2 separate regions of the Homo sapiens genome follow, and region 2 is linked to region 1. A link is an interaction called in ENCODE POLR2A ChIA-PET data of the cell type or tissue named here. Cell type or tissue: OCI-LY7. All regions are shown on one strand. Region 1 overlaps AFF1 (ALF transcription elongation factor 1). Region 2 overlaps AFF1-AS1 (AFF1 antisense RNA 1).

Evidence for each region. Peaks named below come from ENCODE experiments on the same cell type or tissue, not always from the same donor. Only the 100,000 strongest peaks of a DNase experiment are listed, where the experiment ranks them.
Region 2: POLR2A ChIA-PET joins it to region 1 with 5 read pairs; 17 of 35 experiments call an interaction of 5 or more read pairs at or near these places.

Annotation. Positions count from the first base shown.
Region 1 is chr4:87,077,579-87,080,078 of GRCh38, forward strand. All of the region lies in intron 4 of AFF1 (ALF transcription elongation factor 1), which reads left to right. Among named protein-coding and RNA genes, the nearest start is that of KLHL8, 140 kb to the right of the region's middle. In OCI-LY7, no CTCF peak of the experiment used is centred here; no DNase peak of the experiment used is centred here.
Region 2 is chr4:86,927,448-86,929,947 of GRCh38, forward strand. The region is part of intron 2 of AFF1-AS1 (AFF1 antisense RNA 1); the gene reads right to left. It also overlaps a transcript of C4orf36 not described here. Among named protein-coding and RNA genes, the nearest start is that of AFF1-AS1, 6.2 kb to the right of the region's middle. In OCI-LY7, no CTCF peak of the experiment used is centred here; a DNase peak (open chromatin) is centred at 1,394; H3K4me3 peaks cover 1,344 bases; H3K27ac peaks cover 446 bases.

The DNA of each region.
Region 1 (2,500 bases):
AGCCTCCATTCCCCAGCCTTCCTTTCTGGAAGTAATTGATGTTAGGACTTTCTTGTGTATCATTCCCAGTGGTATTTTATGCATAGTAAGCAACTCCATATATATGTTTTCTTCTCATTGATACTTTCTTCATTTATAGAAATGCTGGCATATAATGCATCTTTTTTTAAAAATTTATTCTTCTAAACAATGTATCTTGGAGATTACCCCAAATCAATGCAAAAAGAGCATCCTTATTCTTTGTTGTAGTTGCGTAGCATTTATTTCTTTCTAGGTGGCATGTACCATAGTTTTCATAGTCAGTTACCTGTAGATACACATTTAGATTGTTTCCAGTATCTTGCTATTTGCAAACTAGGCTGAAGTGAATAACTTTGTACATATTTTTTTTGTACATGTAGGAGGCAGTGCTAAAGGTTAGAGAAGTGTCTGTGTAATTAGAATTTGCTGACTATTGCCAAATTAATGTCCTTAAAGGTTGTAGCACTTAATCCTCCTACCAATCATGGGATTTGAGTGCCTATTTCCCCATGTCTATCTCATAGATGGAGTATTGTTAATCTTGTGGCTGTTTGCCAATCTACGTGTGAAAAGTAGTTTCTCAGTAGTTGTAATGTTTCCAGGGAGAAAACAATGCAAAACAATTATCTTTTTGTCTCTTTTATGTTTATTTACATGTAGTTTAGTTTGTTAATTAAGGTGTTGCTTTATAATTCAGGCAGCCTGCATCTTCTTAAGTGTCTAAAGCCATAAGAGAAACTTAGTTTCAAATTCTGAGTTCCGGGACTGAAAACATGCCAGCCATTGTTTATGGGGTTGCCTCTGTGTGGCTGGCACCCTGTGATTCAGTGAGGGTTCTGGCCCTAACTTCCATGGAACATATTATCTAGAGGGAGTAGAGAGGATGCAATAACAGAGAATGTACGGATAGTTACGGGAGCATCTGCAAGAGAACCTGGACAGTTTTGGGAGTAAGGGAGCATCAGGGATGTTTTCCAAAAGATGTCTTTCATCTGCAACCTGAAGCTTTAGTAGGAATTATCCCTGACACAGATGGAAGAGAGAAGAGGGCTCCAGATCGGGGCAAGAAAAGTGTGACTTATCTAACTAGCGAGTTGGGGGTAGATGAGCAGCAAATAGTGAAGACTGAACAGTAATCCAAAAGGTGGTGACACATTTGAAGAAAAATAGCTTGGACATTTATTTTACTCTCTTAAAAATTAAACTTTGGATAGATAACCTATTGGGATTTTTTTTTTAAGCTGTCATGCTGTTAAAGAATGCCTTGATAATGTTGGCACCGCCTGTTATTCCATATATCAGTGCCTTTTGATGGTTTTGAAAGTGTGTTTTATTAGATATGTTTTAATATGAAAACATATTTGACCTTCATACCAACCCTGAGAAGTGGTTAGGTTTGGTAATACTATACCTTCTCACAATGAGGAAATAGTCCCAAAGAGGATGAATCTTATCCAAGATTCAGCGCCAGTCTTCAGCAGAGCCAGATCTAGAATCCAAGATCTTTTGGCTTCCCTCGTCAGCACATTGCCTTTGTGCTCTCTCTATTTCCTGGTTAGTGATAAGTAAGCCTTTTTGAGAATAGCATTGTTATAAAAATGCCGCTCTGTTGAAACTTGAGAGACTTAAAACACAATATTGCAAGAGCCTCCCAGTCTCAGTGGCATGTTTCTTCAGCCAGCTCTTTTTAGCTTATTAAAACAAACTGTCATGCTTAGAAGACATTCACTCACATATTTTATTTTGGTATCAGTGCGTTTCCTTACAGTTACACAATGTCATTCCAGGAGGAGTGAGAAATCAGGCCACGGCCAGCATTGCTGCCTTTTCTGGTCCGAAGCACTGGTAGTAGGAAGAGGCAGTTAAATGTGAATACCAAAATGCTTCTTTGTAGAAGCAAAGGAAAAACGTAGCTCTTGAAAAAATGTTTTAGGTTATGCATAGGACAACTGGAATCACACACCCTCCTAAAATGCTAATATATTTGTTTCTTGCAGCAGTGTTGAGGTTTTTAGAAAACTGGTATAACAGTATTCTGAGCCAGCTCAGCTGCTTCAGAGCTTTTGTGTGTCCTTGCATAGACAACTTAATTTCTCTAGGATTCAGTCTCCTCGTTTTATTTTTAAAATTATTTTATTTGTAAATACCTCATCGTGGACTCCAAAAGCATGTCTCCTCGTTTTAAAAACTGGCATAATACCTACCACAAAGGTTGATGTGAGAATTAAATAGAGCTTTATACAGAATTCCCTCAGGCATTTTTAAGTTTATGTAATAGGGATGTATCTTACAGTTGATGGGTACATTTAGTGTAGTCCCCCTACCTCCCAAGCTAATAATGGTGCGTCGTACAATTGATGGTACCAAATTGAGGTGATAATAACATAGAAAGAGTTTAATGCAACGTGAAGTACAAAATGCATTCAATAAGTAGCTGCTATCATTTTTTTAAAAATTAAATATGGCTGCTTGTTAAGGC
Region 2 (2,500 bases), 150 kb before region 1:
TTTCCAGTAGAGCAAAATGTCTAGCAAAAGTGAAGTCAGAAAGACTGGTTTAAGAAATATTCTGGGGCCAGGCATGGTGACTCATGCCTGTAATCCCAGCACTTTGGGAGGCCGAGGCGGGTGGATCATGAGGTCAGCATTTCAAGACCAGCCTGGCCAAAATGCAAAATGGTGAAACCCTGTCTCTACTAAAAACACAAAAATTAGCCAGGCGTGGTGGTGGGCGCCTGCAATCCCAGCTACTCAGGAGGCTGAGGTAGAGAATTGCTTGAACCCGGGAGGTGGAGGTTGCAGTGTGCCGAGATCACGCCACTGCACTCCAGCCTGGGCAACAAGAGCGAGGCTCCATTTCAAAAAAAAAAAAAAATTCTGGAAAGCCTGGAGTCTAGAATGAGGAGTTGATACTGAATTCCCTTTGCAATTGCCACATATATCACATGACCAGAGGTATAATTAAGGAAGATTCATCTGAGAGTGGAGGTTGCTGTAATGGTGAAGTTCTAAAGAGCTGACTCAGAATGGTGATGGAAAGTTTCTGAGAGACAATGCAGCTGGGTGGAAAGAGATGGGCTTCACAGCCAAACATCTACAACCCAGCCCCACAACATCCCAACTGTGTGACGTTAGGCAGTTGCTCAATCTTTCTGATTCGTAGCTATTTGTCAAACATGGTGATTCAGTGAGGATCCAGTTACAAAAATAACACTCATGCCAGGTAGTTCAGTGGAGAAAATTTAATACTGAAAGACCCAAAAGGGGAAGGTGAGACTATTCAGGCATTAAGCAACTGCCACCCTAAGGTGGGGACTAAGGGAGAACTTAGTGTTACAGGAGCTCAGGAGGCAGGGCTGTTCATTGGGATCTGTAGAAGCTGGGGCTATGGGGGAGGTGCTGCCACTGGGCCAGAGCCATTGCCCAGAGCAGAGAAAGAAGAGAAATGCCCAGGAGTTGCCTCTCTTCCTGCCCTTCTATCTCCTCCCAGTGCCTTCCATTGGCCAAACCCACCCAGAAGCCAGTTTCCCAGCAAAGAAGCCCTGAAAAGGTGGTTTGGGAGAATCTACCCCGTGACTGAAGGCAGAGTAGAGGAAGGGCACCTAGACTAGACTAGACTAGATTTGAGGCAAACGAGCAGATGACCTGTGCCATCTATCTCTGACTTGGGGTTGTGTTGAAGCAGGCTGAGCTGACACTGTGGGCTTCCACGTAGTATACAATCAGTAAATGGTAAATGTTCTTTTTTTCTTTTTACATCTCCATCCTCATTTTTTACCATTCGTCCCCAAATTCAGACATATTGATGTCTTTTTAGTTTCTAAAGGTCACTATGAACTCTATGACTTTGGGACCTGTGGATATTTAACTCCCTCTGCCCACGAAGTTTCATGTCCCCGTTTGATCACACACATTTTCCCCAACTTCCTCTTTTCTTTTCTTCTTTCAAAAATTTTTTTTCTTCCTCCTTCCCTCTCCTTCTCTCTTCTCCCTCTTTTGTTTTAGAATTCATCTTAGTTACTACCTCTGCCAGGATGCCTTCCCCAAGTCCTTTAGTGTTTGTTGGATGTCCCTGTCTGTGCTCTGATAACCTCCTATGCTCTATCATGTGTGCCTCTAGCCTAGCACTGAGCAAGACATAGATTTATTTTTTCTTTCCGTATGAGTTTTCTGTCGCTGCATAACAAATTACCACAAACTCAGCAGTCTAAAACAACACTCATTCATTACCTGACAATTTCCATAGGTTGGACTTGCGGCATGTTTTACCTGGGTCCTCTGCTCGGGATCTCACTAGGCTGAAATCAAGGTGTAGCCAGATGTATCTTCATCTGGAGGCTTGACTAGGGAAAGTTCATTTTCAAGTTCCCTTGGCACAATCCATTTCTTATGACTGTGGCCTTTTTTTATTTTATTTTTTATTTTTACTAGCTGTTGGCCAGAGGCCACCCTCAGCTCCCAGAGGATGCTTTCAAGTCCTTGCTATATGGCCTCTATACAGCATGGTAATTTGCTCCTTTAGGGCCAACAGAAGAGAAGCTGCTGCAGCTTTGGATCTCTCTGACTTACTCCTTCTTTGGCTCCTAGATCCTCTTTTCAAAAAAGAGCTCACCTGGTTCAGTCAGACCCAACCACACTCAAGGAGAGGAAATGAAATCATGTGGGATTGGGAATCTTGGGAGCCATCTTAGACTTCTGCCTACCACACTCTCCTTCTAGATACGAACTCTCTGAGAACAAGGTTATTCTCTTACTTCTCTTTATATCCCCAGAACTGAGCAGAATTAGTACCTGACAGTAGCTATTTAATACAAGAATAAAGACATAAAACAAAAAAAGGGAAGAAAACTCATAAGGAAGGGAGAGATTTAAGAGGAAAGTTAAATATGACTTGGTAATAATGGACACTTGAATCAGAATCCCGAGTCTATAATGGCACCATTAACAAAAGTTGAGAACCAAATAACAGGAATTGGGTAGTATAAGTTCCACGTTAGATACATTGAAT